Regions from separate parts of the Mus musculus genome. Here region 2 is linked to region 1. Evidence: chromatin loops called from intact Hi-C (ENCODE). Cell type or tissue: heart. All regions are shown on one strand.

The links. A loop is a pair of places that touch in the nucleus more often than their neighbours do. Peaks named below come from ENCODE experiments on the same cell type or tissue, not always from the same donor. Only the 100,000 strongest peaks of a DNase experiment are listed, where the experiment ranks them.
Region 2: a loop joins it to region 1, with 1.8 times the contacts of the local background. A loop is called at or near these places in 3 of 42 quality-filtered maps.

What each region holds. Positions count from the first base shown.
Region 1 is chr11:72,603,569-72,611,568 of GRCm38, forward strand. It overlaps Ube2g1 (ubiquitin-conjugating enzyme E2G 1), which reads left to right and starts at 3,693. Exons shown (of 6, transcript NM_025985.4): 1 at 3,693-4,067. The coding sequence starts at 4,022. Gm51906 (a long non-coding RNA gene) reads right to left here and starts at 3,595. Exons shown (of 4, transcript XR_003949712.1): 1 at 3,373-3,595. In heart, no CTCF peak of the experiment used is centred here; DNase peaks (open chromatin) are centred at 3,613, 4,273 and 4,933; H3K4me3 peaks cover 3,170 bases; H3K27ac peaks cover 2,539 bases.
Region 2 is chr11:72,667,670-72,675,669 of GRCm38, forward strand. Ube2g1 (ubiquitin-conjugating enzyme E2G 1) reads left to right here. Exons shown (of 6, transcript NM_025985.4): 3 at 5,291-5,388. Among named protein-coding and RNA genes, the nearest start is that of Ankfy1, 18 kb to the right of the region's middle. In heart, no CTCF peak of the experiment used is centred here; no DNase peak of the experiment used is centred here.

The sequences.
Region 1 (8,000 bases):
TTATTTATTCTATTTATATATTTTCAAAGACCTAAATGTAAGGCCTGAGACTCTGAAAATACTTTGAGATACAGGGATAGGCAATGGCTTTCTGAAAGGATTCCAACACACCAGGAAAGAGCATAAATTGACAAATGCTGTTACAGGAAATTAAAACAGCAGAGGAAACAACTGCCAAGGGAAGACACAACCTGTGGAGTTCGGAAAATCACTTCAGAATCTACATCTCATAATTTTTTTTTAAAGATTTATTTATTTTATGTATATGAGTATGCTGTCATTCTCTTAGACACACTGGAATGAGAGTATCAGATCCCATTACAGATGGTTGTGAGCCACTATGTGGTCACTGAGAATTAAACTCAGGACCTGTGGAAGAGCAGTCAGTGCTCTTAACCGCTGAGCCATCTCTCCAGCCCTTACATCACATAATTAATAGCTAGAATCTACAACAAAGAAAAAGAGGAGGAGGAGGAGGAGGAAGAGGAATAAAAGAAGGAGAACAACAACAACAGAAACCCAGGTAGCATCTTAAGAGATCCACCTGCCTCTGCCTCCTGAGTGTCAGGATTAGAGGAATATGTTACCACCTTCTGGCAATAAATAATTTTTAAAAGTCAACCAGTCAACCCAGAAAACTTATCCAATCAACAAGTGGACAAATAAGATAATTTTCAATATATATATGAAAAGTTGTTTAAATATCTTTAGCTGTCAGGGAAATACAAATCTAAACTTGAGAGCTCATCTTTCCCTAGTTGTTATCAAGGAAGCAACAAATAGGGTGAGACAGCTCAGTGGGTAAATGACTGCATCTGGCTCCTTGAGTTTCATCTCTGAAATCTGTGAGGTAGAAAGAAAGATTGACTCCTCGAAGTCGTTCTTTGACCTTTACAAATGCACTGTGGCACACATGCACGAGCATGCTACATAAAGAAAAAACAAATGCTGAGGATGGGTAGATGAGTTAGAAACCCTTATCCTGCTAGAACGTAAATTAGTGCAGTCACTGTGGAAGTCAGTTGGAAAGTTTCTAAAAAACAAACCTAGAGCACACACCTTTTAACTCCAGCACTCAGGAGGCAGACGATGGTGGATCTCGGTGTGTTTAAGGCCAGTCTGGTCTATACAGTGAGTGCAGAAACAGCCAAGGATATGTAGAAAGACCTTGTCTCAAAACAAACAAATATACAAATCAAAAATAAACCTAAAAATAAAGGGGGGAAAGATGGCATGGTAGTTAAAGGACCTGAGTTTGATTAACAGAATCTACAAGGTAGCTCACAACCACCTGTGCCTCCATTTCCTAAGGGATCTTTTTACTGACTTCCAGAGACAGGGCACACTCATGGTGCATATACATCCACAAAGATACTCACTTATCCATAATTTAAAAATAAATCATTAGAAAAGAAAAAGTTACTTGAAAGAAAATGGATGGACCTAGACAGCATCTTGCTAAATGAAATAAGTCAGACTCAAAGACAAATGAGTGTTTTCTTTCTCACATGTGGAATCTTAGTTTCAATAAAATTAAGAGCTGAAAGTAGAATGGAATGATTTTTTGGAAGAGGAAGGGAACCAGTGGGAAAGCGATGTGGAACAAGAAGGTAATTAAGAATCTGTGTGAACACGAGCAAAGTGCATATACAAAAAATGTCTTAGTGAAGCTCATTGCTACATAATGAATGTATTTAAAAACAAAAATACAGGGGCTGGAGAAATGGCCAAGGATTAAGAAAATTTCTTTCGGGGCTGGAGAGATGGCTCAGTGGTTAAGAGCACTGACTGCTCTTCCAAAGGTCCTGAGTTCAATTCCCAGCAACCACATAGTGGCTCACAACCATTTGTAATGAGATCTGACACTCTCTTCTGGAGTGTCTGAAGACAGTTACAGTGTACTCACATATAATAAAAATAAATAAATCTTAAAAAAAAAAAGAAAATTTCTTTCAGAGGACACATAGGATAGGATGGTTTCCAGCAATCGTGTAGTAAGTAGCATAAGACCCTCTGCAGGTCCAATTCTAGAGCATCTGATGTCCTCTTCCAGATTTTGGGTACCAGGCATACACATGGTACACATAAATTCACCCCGGCTCATATATATACCCATTAAAACAAAATCCTTAAAAACAAACCCACAGAGGGATATGGTGGGGCATGGTTTTAGTTCCAATCCAGACAGAGGCAGGCAGATCTCTTGAGTTCGAACCTGCAACCTGGTCTGCAGAGGGGTTCCAGGACAGCTAGGGCTATACAGAGAAACTCTGTCTCAAAAAACCAAAACCAACCAACCAAAACAAACAAACAAACAAGCAAAACAACTACAAAAAACCAACCCCTCCCCTATCCCAACCATAAAGCTGGATTAGTCCCTAGGTGGGCAGTATTTCAAAATGGCAGATTCACTCAATGTTTGTTTCTTTGGTCTGGTGGGACAGTGCTAGGGAGGTAAGCCAGGGCCTTGTGCCTGCTTGCCCAGTAATTTTTATTACATGCCTAACGGAATCTGCTCCTCTTGTTCACTTTACTTGGAGTTCACAGAAGCTTCATGCTTTTGTGGGTAGAAATGGACCTGATTTCCTATGCACAGTTTTTGTTTTCTACAGTCCAGGTACAGGGAAGTAGGGATTGAACAAACACTTATTGAAAGAACAAGCAAGGGGCTGGAGAGATGGCTTAGCGGTTAAGAACACTGGCTGATTTCCCAAAGGTCCTGAGTTCAATTCTCAGCAACATGGTGGCTCACAACCATCAGTAATGGGATCCTATGACCTCTCTTGGTGTGTCTGAAGAGAACAACAGTGTAGTCATATACATAAGTAAATAAATCTTTAAAAGAAAGAAAGAAGAAACAAAATTGAGTGTCAATGTTACTTTTCCCCCTTCCCTTTTTTGTTTCTTTATTGCTACAGTGTTGACAAAGCACTCAACTGGGAAATGGGCAAGGAGGTTGGATAAGGTTGACTTTTCCTAATCTCGGCTTTCACACTTGGACTTTACATAGTAGGTGCCTTTTCTAGAGGAGTCTGATCTATTATGGATCCTCATCCCCAGACGGAGATTGGGTATCACTGTGCAGCGAAGGGGACCTGGGTCTTCTAATCCTCAGCCTCAAGTGTTGAGATTACAGGAGAATACCACCTGAATCCGAACCATTTATCAGGTTGTGCTAATCACAACTCTGCACTTTACTCAGTCTTACTATTTACTTAAACGTTTTCTGCTATGAGACTCATAACATTTTTATTTCAAGGACCATTCTGTGCATTCTTTATGAATTATCACCATGCACTCTATTTTGCGGCTGCTTAAAATGGTGCACACCAGTACTAAATTCGGCTTTGTAACAATGACTAATTCGCACACCTCCGATGTAGTGTTGGATGGCTGCTGGGTCCTCGCCAACATCTACCACTTCTGGTCCCATCACGCTTAGACCTCCTGCTTATACCGGGAGGCAGCGTCCTGACCCTCCGCGACCTCTTTGTCATGGCGTCCGCGGGGCGTCTACCAGCCGACGCTTCCGCAGCTGGGCGGGCGTGGACCTTCCCAAGATGGCGGGGCTGAGCCCACTGCGCGCGGTGGGCGGGGTTCCACCGCCGGAGGCGGGGCAGCAGGGCCGAGGGGTCGGGCTAGCAGGAGTGCTGCTTCTGAAGGAGGCAGGCTCAGCGCGCTTGCGCGGAGCGGCCCTGCGCGCAGTGAGGCAGTGGCGGGGGAAGGCACCGGTGGGGCCGACGGGCGGGCAGAGGAGGGAAGCGGGCGAGCGAAGTCCCAGTGCGCGCCGCGGCGGCCCGGGTACCCTCCCCTTCCGGGCGTGAGGCGCTGAGCGAGGAAAGCCGAGCGGAGCGGACTCGCATAGGCGGCGAGGTGCTTCTCGGGTCTCCCAAGACCGGCCTCCCCGCGGCTTCGGCGCTCCGGTCCGGGTTCCTCAACACACATCTAGCTCCAGGCACCGGCAGAGCTTGTCGCCAGTCCGTCGAAGTCCCGGTGGCGGCCCGGGCTCTCGGTGGGGAGGATGACGGAGCTGCAGTCGGCGCTGCTACTGCGAAGACAGCTGGCAGGTGAGCGGCGGGGCGCCGGGCCGCGATCGCGGACTGCCGAGCCACTCGCCTCCTCTCGCCCGCTCGGAGGCTGGGTGGTGGCGGGCCGCGAGGGTGGGAGCCCGCGAGTCGCGGCGAGCTGGCGACACTCCTGGCCCGGCTGTGGAGGGTGTTGGGGGCGGGGACGCTCCCCAGCCTCGCCCTCGGACGGGCCGGACGCCCTGGGCGGCTGCCCCCTCCCCCACGGCACTGGGGCGTTGCGGGGGAGGGGCGTGGGTCCCGGTCGGGCCGACCCTCCCTGAGGGGCGGATCCCGGGCTCAGGTGCGGCGGAGGCCGCGGAACCTCGGGGACCCCGGGAGCTTGCGGGGTCCCCGCGCGGCTGTGAGTCCGAGCCGTGTCGGGGGCCGGAGAGGGGAGGCGCGCCAAACTTCTGGCCCGGCAGCGCGGGGTTCGCGGAGTTAGGGCAGACAACAAAAGCGACGGCGGGGCTGGCCCGGGTGCTGACGCGGGGCACCGGGGGGCTCGGCGGGGAGCGCGACTCCGCTTCGCCTGCCTCCGCCTGGCACGAGCTCGGGCTGCGCCGCCCGTCTGGGGGAGGGTGGGCGCGGGCGCTGGGGAGAGCGGCTCGCTGGCCGGCCCGGGCTTTGTGCTCCGTGGGCACGGCTCGGGCTCCTTCGCGCAGGCTCGCGGCCACCGGGCTGCGGCCCGCCTTAGGCTCTGGCCAGGGGCGGCGGCTCAGTGCCTCCCCCGTGGAGTCTCTGTCCCCCTCCCCCATTGTCCCGGCCTCTGGCCGTTTGCGGCTTCCAGGTTGACTTTTTAGGGGGTTGGCTCCTACTCTGCTAGGACTGTGTGAGCGGAGCATGCGCGCTGGAGGCGTACGTGTGCGGAGTGGAAGGGGGGGAGGGAGGAGGCGGGTTGGTGCCTTCACAATGCCGCCCCACGTGCTGCCAGATTTAAAGAGAAATGAACCGGTAGTTAGCCCTGCTGTCCTACGCCAAGCGTGTGCCTGGCTTGGTTCAGGCGACTTCACCCCTCCTCAACCTGTAGCCAGTCCTCTCCCCCCACCCCCCTTTTAAACTTTCTGAAAGCCGGAATGTTGATAAATGAAATAGATTTCTATGAGTTTGAGGTGTCAGCTAAATCACCTTTATGACTTCTTAAGGAAAAGGTCGACAGGGGCTGTTACAGATTGTATAATTAGGTTTATTATTAGACCATGAGCTAACAGGTTTGGACAAGTATTAAAATTCTAGGTGGGACAGCAATTTGAAGTGGATGGAAAAGTTAGAATCCCCATCAGAAATATTTTCGAAAGAAGTTAAACAATTTATTGCATCTTATTTAAAAACATTCTTTTTCTGAGGTCTTTTTCGCCTTTTGTTTTGGATGAAGGAATTAAAATTTTTGACTTAGTAGGAATTCTTTATCGAAACCTGCCTGGTCTACTGTAGTGGATTCTGGGACATCAAGGGCTATGTAGAGAAACTCTGTCTCAGAAAACAAAAACAAAAACTAACAATAAAATCAACTATCTGCATTAATTTTTATTATGTGGCAAATTATTAAATAGACGGTAAACACTGAATATTAAAAGGATAACCTTACATAGTGGAAATGACATACATTTTTAAAGGTGCAAAAGATTTTACAGTTTAACAATACCACTATGTTAAAATAAGACCCATTTGTGAGCATCTTTTTTTTGGGGGGGTGCTGAGGTTAGACAGTTTTTCTAAGGAGTCCTTCACTGTCTGGAACTCACAGAAATATGCCTGCCTGCCTCTCTCTGCCTGTCTCTCTGTGTCTGTCTGTCTGTCTCTCTCTCTCACAGGTTTTCTCTTATATAACCCTGATTGTTTTGGAACTCCATGTAGATCAGGTTGGCCTTGAACTTAACACAGATCTGTCTTCTGCCTTCCAAGTGCCTGCCCCCCACCTTCTTGTTCTTTGAGCTGGAATTTGAATCCTGTACCACCATACTAGGTTTATTTATTTTATTTTCCACAGAAATAATAAATAATAGTTTAAATCATATTTTAGGGATACTTAACTTTCTCAAAATGTATGGAACAAAGTTTGTTGGTTGAAATGTGAAAATATTAAATTTATTTGAGAAGACTGGATGAGCACCTAAAAATAAAGGCTTTTTCTTTTTTACTTTAGCATTTTTAAATGAGTTTTCTTATCACTTGAAAATAGTAAATGGTAAAATATAATCTTGAAATGAATGAACTTGTATAAATGCCTTAAAAATACTAAATTGAGCTGACTAGGTAACATAATCTGATAAAGTGTCCTCAGTGCTAGAGTTTCAGAAATGTATAGCAGTGGCTGCATTTGTTGAACTAGTAGTTTGCCAGTGATAAAAGGTTTTGATTCATTACCTAGGAGAATTTATCCTGTAACGAGGCTTTGTAAGCATTCAGTTGAGCAGAATGGTGCCCTGAGTGACAGAATTTCTCATTTCTGGTACCATGACATTTAGGGCAGTTGTTGCTGTGGAGGGTTGTACCTGTGCAGTAAAGGTTACAGCATTCCTGTCTGTACCTACTAGATACCAGTAGTACATCCCTTCATTGTGACAGTGAAAAATATATCTATTGCCAAAGTTCCCTGAGACGGAGTCATTGGATTATGGTGTGTCACAGTGGTGGCTACTGGGAAGCCAGTAAGAGCACCACACACACACATGAAGTCAGACAGCTTGTGTATTTCTCTGTGATATTATTAGCTTATGACTTACTGCTCGACGGATTTAGTGGCAGTTTTTTGTTGTTTGTTTTGTGATGCATTAAACACCAAGAAGTCACTCAGTATGATAGATCAATTAAAAAAAACACTTTAAAGGTATTATAAACACAAATTAAAATAGAATACAGAGCTGGGCATGGTGGCACATGCCTTTAATCCCAGCATTTGGGAGTACATTTGAGGCCAGCCTGATCTGCATAGATCTAGGGCAGCCAGAGTTACATAGACACTGTCTCAAAAGAAAAAAAAGAAAAAAAAGAGAGAGAACAAAAATTAGTCATTTTTCCTCCTGACCAAGAGTCCTCTTTGAGGGACCTTGTCTTTACAGAGATTATCTTTTATATTTAATTTTAATTGAGAAATTATCTTGCTTTGTAGCAAGGTGGGTTTAGAATACTTGGACTGCCTAGCTCTACCTCCCTAGCCTGGATTACAGGCCCCTACCCCAGCTGAAGAGGTGATGCACTTAATGGCTTCTTGGCTGAAGACTGACACGGACCAGCCACTGTTATTTTACACATTATCTCATTTAATCCTCCTGAAAGAAAACAGAGGCTTAGTGAGGTCAAATAAATGCTGAAGGTCAAATAATTGCTGCTAATGGAGTTGCTAGAGCCAGGACCTTCTTATTTTTATAAACTTCTCGTATTCAGTGGGCAAATTGCTCCCAAGGAGCCGTAGTTGACGCAATCAATGAAGTATAATTTTACTTTATTAAATTTTTTTTTGTGCATGAATATTTTGCCTGTATGTAAGTATGTGTGCCGCGTGGGTGCCTGGTGCATGTTTGGTGCTAGAAGAGGGCTCCAGACCTGCTAGAACTGGAGTTATAGATGGTTGTGAGATGCCATGTGGGTACTGGGTATCTGTCTGGGTTCTCTGGACGAGCAATTAGTGTTCTTAACTGTTGAGCCATCTATCAGTCACCATGAAGTAGAATTTAAAAATCAAATACCATATGTATTGGTTTACTCCTTTGGTCCTAGCACTTGTAAGACAGATGCAGATGAATCTCTGAGTTCAAGGAAATCCTTAGTTTCATAGTAAGACCCTGTCTTGAGTGGTAGGGGTAGGGCTAGGGACTCTCAAATACTCAAAATTAGCTTACTCAGTATTACTGTATAAAATAACATAAATCTTAGGTAAGGGCTGGAGAAATAGCTTAAAAGTATTGATTTGAGGGATATAATGCTCTTTTTTGG
Region 2 (8,000 bases), 64 kb after region 1:
TATTTTATGGTTGGAGGTCACTGTGTTAAGCAAAGTGTGCTTAGAAAAGAAAGATAAAGGGTTGGAGAGGTGGCTCAGCAGTTAAGAGCACTGACTGCTCTTCCAGAGGTCCTGAGTTCAATTCCCAGCAACCACATGGTGGCTCAAAACCATCTGTAATGAGATCTGATGCCTGCTATACAGTGTACTCACATACATAAAATAAATAAATCTTTTGGAAAAAAAAAGATAAAGAAGACAAAGCAAAGCAGACAGACTTAAATGATGTTTACAAGGCTGTTAATTATAATTAAGTCCTTTATAGAATGTTCTTAAAGAGTACTAAGTGCAAGGAAGTGATCTTGAAGTTGTCTCAACAATGTGAAGAGGATAGAGTGATTGAAAATAAGTTAGCATGGATTTGAGTGATAGTTAAATCTCAGTGATCCATCAGCATATAATGGCCTGAGGTGTTAGCTCAGAGAAAGTATTATGCCAAAATTCTGAAAAAATATGCTATGCTGTTTTGTGATGTATAACTAACCTTCACTTACTTACTAAAGAACACTCCACATTATTTACAGTCTATGTAATCAGTGCTTAGTACATTTAAGTTTTATTTTAAGACTGATAGTTGCCAGGGCTGTTATACAGAGAAACATCTTGAAAAACGAAACAAAAAGACTGATAGTTACTGAGTATTTATGTAGTGTGATGGTTTGTATATGCTTGGTCCAGGGAGTGGCACTATTAGGAGATGTGGCCTTGTTGGAGTGGGTGTGTCACTGTGGGTATGGGCTTAAGACCCTCACCCTAGCTGTGTGAAAGTCAGTCTTCTACTAGCCACCTTCAGATGAAGATATAGAACTCTCAGCTCCTCCTGTACCTTGCCTCTCTGGATGCTGCTATGTTCCTGCCTTGATGATAATGGACTGAACCTCTAAACCTGTAAGCCAGCCCCAATTAAATGTTGCCTTTTATAAGACTTGCTTTGGTCATGGTGCCTGTTCACAGCAGTAAAACCCTAACTAAGACATGCTATTTTACCCATCTTCACCTAGCATTTTTTTTCCTTTTATTAATCTTGTATCCAATATTGAATTTTTCTAGTGCTGCCAAGAATAGATTTTCTTAGCCAGGTGTGGTGGTGCATGGCTTTAATACCAGCATTTGGAAGGCAGAGACAAGCTGATCTCTGAATTTGAGGCCAGCATGGTCTAAAGAGAGAATTCTAGGATAGCCAGTGCTATACAGAGAAACCCTATCTTGACCCAAGCCCCTTCCTCCAAGTAACTTCTTTTGTGTGTAATGTTTGGAAAGAAAGGACCAAGATCTCTAGGCAAGTGTTGGACGACTGACAGACTTGGAGTCCCAGTATAGTTTTTTAAAAAAATCGAAAAGGGTTCTTGATATGTAGTTTGGGTTACTTTAAATTGAATAGGCCTCCTGCCTCACACTTTTCAGTGCTAAATTATAGGCATGTGCCATACCCAGTTAAGACTTGTGTGATTTAATTTACAAAAATAGTAAAAGGAGGTTTTGTGCCAGAAATATGACCTTGGTTTTTCAAATATTCAGCAGTTGCTTATATAACTCTTTAACATCATGTTAATTGTTTTAATACTTTGTACATGGAGAAATATTTTTACTTCACTGCTACTTTAATGTTTTTCTCTTCCCTATAGTCACATCTTTCTATGTTTGAAAAATAATAAATACAGTCTATCTACTTTGTTATTTTTACCCTATGCATTTTTTAGTTCTTTTGTGCTAACTTCACTTCTAAAGTTTGTATACTCACAGATTTGCTGCCACTAAGCAAGGTGTTTTCTAGGGTGGGAGAAGAGCAGGTAGATGGTCCTTAGGTAAAGTAGAGGAATCCATTAAGAAAATGGAGAACTAGCATAATTATTTTGGGAACTTTTAGAAAAATAGAAAAACATCTGCTTTAAAATTTTAGGGCAACACTATTAAGTAAGTTTGACAATTACTTATAAATAATTTAGAGGGGTAATGGCAACTTTTTAGCATAAGAATTCCAGTCAGATATTGTGAAGCTTTTGAATGAATTAAATCAACCAAAATGAAGTGACCTTGGAAAAATAAGTTGCAGGGATTTTGTGGAGGCTGTTCTAATGCCCTTTTACATACATTCTTGGCTCTTTCCTGGATTTATAGCTTTCTCAAATTCTATCTACTTATTTTCTACTCTAATTATAAAATGCTTATCTTTGAAACTAATTACTTTCTTTTTAATTCTTGATACCTGTGCTACATTTTATGTTCACCTTTCCATGGGAAAGAAAAGAGAGCTTTAAAAAAAAGACTTTAAAAAAATTGTGTTCATGTGTCTGAATGAGTTATATGAACATCATGTGGGTGCAGGTGCCCCTGGAGGCTAGAAGAAGGCATTGGATCCCCTGAAATTGGAGGAATAGGCAGCTGTGAGCTGCCACATGCGGATGCTGAGAACTGAACCTTTGCAAGAGCAGTAAGTGCTCTTAACCTCTGTGTCATTTCTCCAGCCTTACATCATTCCTTCTCCATGGTTATGCTTTTTATTAGCTTTATTTTTTCTACTTCTAGCTAATTTCTGATGACTTATTATTTGGAGGCAGGGTCTCATGTATCACAGGCTAGCCTTGAATACCTTGCTATGTATTAGAGGAGGACCCCTATTCCTAGTTGTCTTTCTGCTAGTTCCTCCCATTGTCTTAGGACCTAGTTTTCTTCCCTTTTTAAAACCCTTAATTTGTATTATGTACAACCTTCTTTTAATCCCCCCACCCCTAAAAACAAGAGAAAAGATCATTCTTTCTCAGGCTGATACGGTCTTTCTTATTTGGCTTAGGCTGGCCTTGAACTTAAGGGAATCACCTTGAGTTGCCAGGCATACACAGACTTCCCATATTTAAATGTTAATTTTCTCATCAAATTATCCCCTTCATTGTGCACATTCTTTACCATTTTTCCATTTAATCTTTTATGGACTGTTTCTTACTGCTTACTTCAAGTGTGTTTTTTTCTTTTTATGCTCTGAACCCTCAGCTTACCTCTTTACTATTTGGAAATATTTGATATTAATAGCATGGCCTGCAACTCCCCCACCCCACCCCCCAACACACACACACAATGTGTTGATAGACCCTGTGCATGCAGTGCCTATGGAGTTCAGAAGAGGGTGTCTGATAGCCAGGAACCAGAGTTACAGATGCTTGTTAGTTTCCATGTGGGTGTTGGGAATTGAAGTCTGGTCTTCTGGAATATCAGTCAGTCTGAAAAACAATATTTATAATTAAAATTTCAATCTGTACTGAAATGTGCAAAGCACAAAGTTAAAAGGGTCCCATGTTTTACATCCTACAGTTAATCATTGTTACATGTAATGTGTTGTTCCTGTTGTTATTATTGCTGCTGTCATCGTCATTATTTGATTGATTTTTTTTTTTTTTTTTTTTTGGTGACAGGATTTCACTATGTATCTCTGGCTGTCCTGTAACTCATTCTGGAAACCAGGATGGCCACCAATTTAGAGCCTGGCTTTTTTTTTTTTTTTTCCCTTCCCCTTTTGAGATAGGAACTCTGTCATTTTTTCTTTTCTATATTCTTTTTAAAGATTTATTTAATTTATGTTTATGAATACACTGTAGCTGTCTTCACACATACCAGAGAATATCAGATTCCATTACAGATGGTTGTGAACTCAGGACCTCAGGAAGAGCAGTCAGCGAGTGCTCTTAACCGCTGAGCCATCTCTCAACCCCTTCCCCCCCTTTAAATATACATATATAACAATAGCTCCACTCACAGTCCCTCACCACAGCCCTCGCAGCTCATAACCACAGTGACTAGAGACTCTCCAAACTTGAGGGATGAAGAGCAGCATTCTGTTGAGTGTTAACATTACACATGAGCGTAAACATACCAGCACATAGTCAGCAGAATTCGAACCAGTGCATGGAGAAAAGGATTTCAAATCCATTGCCTTAACCACTTGACCATGACCACAGCTGTGTTTCTATTTTTATGTCAGTGTGCAAACATCTTTCCCCATCTTTTAAAAATTACTTGTTAGTGTGAGTGTGCATAATGTGTCTGTGGGCATGTGCTCCACAGCATAGATAAAGAGGCAAGAAGACAAATTTGTAGTTTGTTCTGTCCATCCAGCTTTAAGTGGGTTTTGGTGATAGAGCTCAGGGGTCAGGCTTGTATCTCAAGTGCCTTTGTTTCCTGAACCATCTTATCAGTCTAATACACACCCTTTTGAGATTGGGTCTTGTTGTGTAGTTCAGGATAATGTTGAACTAGATATCAGGTGCTAGAATTCCACGACACTGTCACCATTTAATCATTGTTCTAAGGTCAACTTGGTTTATTTTAGCTGTATGGACAGTTAGTTGTGAGCTGCCATTTGGGTGCTGGGAATCAAACCTACATCCTCTGCAAGAATAAGTGCTCTTAACAACTGAATAATCTCTGTAGTCTTCAGCTACCATTCATATATTCATCTGCGCAGGGATTGCTATCCACAGTGGACTGGGTCCTCCCATGTCAGTCATCAGTTATGACAGTCTTTCACAGACATTATCACAGACAAATATGACCCAGAAAATTCTTTAATTGAAGTGTTCTCCTTTCAGGTGGTTCTAGGGTCAAGTAGATAATAAAAACTAACCAGGACACAACCCATTTTCAGAGTGTTACTGGGTAGTATATTAGACAGTGCAGACATAGAGCATCAGTATTGCAGTATTTCTACTCTGAAAAGTCAGTAGTATAAAACCTCTTTGGGAAATCTTTTTAATTTATTACTGTCCTTTTAATGAAGTTTTAATATATGATGAAATGAACAAACAATTAGATAAAAGAAGTGTGGCAATCTGATCCCAGAGAGGGAAATCACAAAATATATGCCTAAATTTTAAGATGAGAAAGAGATTGATGGGTATGGCCAGAGCAGAGAAGAAAGATCATTTGAAACCGATATAGAAAATTCAGGAACTTGAGTCATGCAGACAAGATTAAACTTCCTGAATTTCATTTGAAGACATATACTGAAAAGACTTGTACCATATCACCAGTGATCTGATCTGGACACCTGTTTCCAGTGTTCCTTTTATTTTTACTAACTACCTGAGAGTTTAACAAAGCAGTATTTATAGTGGTATGTTAAACTGCATATTTGTATTCAGGAAACTAATTTTTTGTCTACCTTTTTGTTGTTTTATTTTCCGTACCCTTTTATGTGTCTGAGTGACTTGTAAAGAGTAACTTAAATGCATGAACTTGGTTTTTCTTTTATTTTTTTCAGTGAAGGTGGTGTTTTTAAGGCTCATCTCACTTTCCCAAAAGATTATCCCCTCCGGCCTCCTAAAATGAAATTCATTACAGAGATTTGGCACCCAAATGGTGAGTTTTCTAATTTTATTTTTACATTTGCAAATATAATGATTTGTCACTAAAGATTTCACAGCTACCTCAGTAAAAGTGCTTAGTGATTTTATGTTTGTTTTTTTGTGTGCATATGGTCTCGTAATTGACTCAATACAAAGGTCCAGCCTGCCTGCTTTTGGTATCTATCTGTCAGTGTTCACATGCACAGCCACACACAGGCATATGTTCATACATGGAAAAGAAATAATTTTTTCAAATTAATGAACAGATGGAGGCAATCATTTAATAATTCCACTTATGAAATGTGTAGAATATGCAACTCTGAAGACTCAAAGTATATTCATGGTTGCTTAGGACTAATGGAGAGTTTGAAGGGGAAGAGGGTCAATATAGATTATACAAGATTTTGTGGGCAGGGTTGGGGTGGGGTGATGAAAGTTACTAAAATGTATGTGCTTTGGTTGTATAACTGAGAAGTATACTATATAGAAGTAATTGGAGCGCATGCTTCAAATAGTTGAGTAATGTGGTGAGTGTTAAAGTTATTATGGATATCTGGTAAGATTGTTAAGTGAGTTAAAAGAAGCTGTTGCCATGTAAGCTTGGTAATCTGAGTTGATCCCTGGGACCCAACAGAGGTCGGGGTCGCACCCCACTAAGTCATGCTTTGGCCTCTGCACATGGGCTGTGGCATATATGTCTATAGATACACATAATAATAATAATAATAATAATAATAATAATAATAATGTAATTTGAAAAAATGCTACATGGCAAATAATAATTTGTGTAGCTTAAATGTATTTCAGTTTAGACTTCTCTCTCCCCACCCCACCCCACCCCTCTCTTATTGATGGCTTTATTTGTTCATTGTTTTGGTTTAGGGTTTTTTGGTTTGGTTCTTTCTTTTTTTTTTTTTTGAGACAGGTTGTCATTGTAGCCTTGGCTGGCCTGAAATTATGTGTGTAGATCAGGCTGGCATTAAACTCAGAAATTATCCTGCCTTTGCCTGTCGTGTGCTGGAATTAAAGATGTGTACTACCATGCCTAGCCCTCACACAGGGTTTTCAAGTGGATTTAGTATTAGGAATAAAGCCATTTGTAAAGAACATTGAGATGAAAGGGGAAAAAAAAATAACAAGACAAAACATTGTATGGGGAATAGAGCATTTTGGCAAGATAAGTGTAAATATTAAGTGTATAGCTAGCTATGGAGTTAACAACAAACATCTCACAGAGAACATAGTTGTCATCCAACATACTCTGGGAAAACTTACTTAAATCAGAGATCACTAGAATTTAAACAGTATTAGTATAGAAGAACTTTTGTCTTGAGTAAGACAGCCATGATGGCATCAGAGTGTATTTGTGGGCTACATAAATGACATATTTCTTTAAAAGTATGATTTGGCATGATTCCAGTTTTGGTCATTCAACCTAAAATGCATTCTACCAACATTTAATGATGCACTTGAAGACATGATAATTGAAATATGACAAATTTAAAAGAACAAAACTGATTGTGTGATTCTGCTTCTATGAGATCTTCAGTAATTAAAATGGGGCATTTTTAGATATTGAAGAGGTAGGGAAAGTGAAGAGTTTGTATACACAATTTGATCTGAGGAAAATGAGTAGTGGTTGTAATTGTGTATCATTGTGATTATTTTTAATTCTTAACTGAGAAATGGTAGAAATTATAATTTTATTCTATGAATATATTACAATAAAAATGAAATTCATGTCAACAAATACAAATCTTAAGAGACAGATGGTCTCATTTTGAAGTGGTGTGAGAAATTAAAATATTTTAAGATTCTATAGCTTTAAATCTAAAATGATTCAAATTTAAAATGACTAGTGATTTTTGTTTCTGAGACAGGGTTTCTCTGTGTAGCCCTGGCTGTTCTGGAACTCACTCTGTAGACCGGCCTGGCCACTAATTCTTAGAGATCTCCTGCCTCTGCCTCCTGAGTGCTGGGGTTAAAAGCATGCACCATCACTGCTCTGCCAAATGATTTTTTTAAACCGTTTTATTTTAAAATTACTATTGTGGTGTTTGCTCATTAATGTATGTATGTATGTATGCATGCATGCATGTATGTATGTATGTATGTGTCTGTCTGTCAGTCAGTCAGTCAGTCAGGTCTCACCATCTACCCTTAGCTGGCATGGAACTAAAGAGGTCCACTGGCTTCTGCATCTTAAAGGATTAAAGGCACAGGCCACCACACTTATTATTAATTTGTTCTTTGTGTATGGGTGCTTTGCCTGCATGTAGGTGGGTCCTTGTAGTATATGTGTACCTGGTACCTGAAGAGCCCAAAAGTGGGCTTTGTATACCCTAGCACCACAATTACAGAAGGTTGTGCTGCCACATAGGTGCTGGGAATCAAACTCAAGTGCTCTGGACGAGCAGCCAATCCTCTTAACAATGGAGTAAGATTACTCCATTAATCCTCTTAACAATGGAGTAAGATTACTCCATTAATGATTTGGGGGTTGGGGATGGATACAAGGTCTCATGTATACGAAGCTGGCCTTAATCTTGTAGCTAAGGATGTCCTTGAACTACTAATCTTTCTGTGTTCACCTTTTGAGTGTTGGGCTTTTAAGTATGTGCTGTC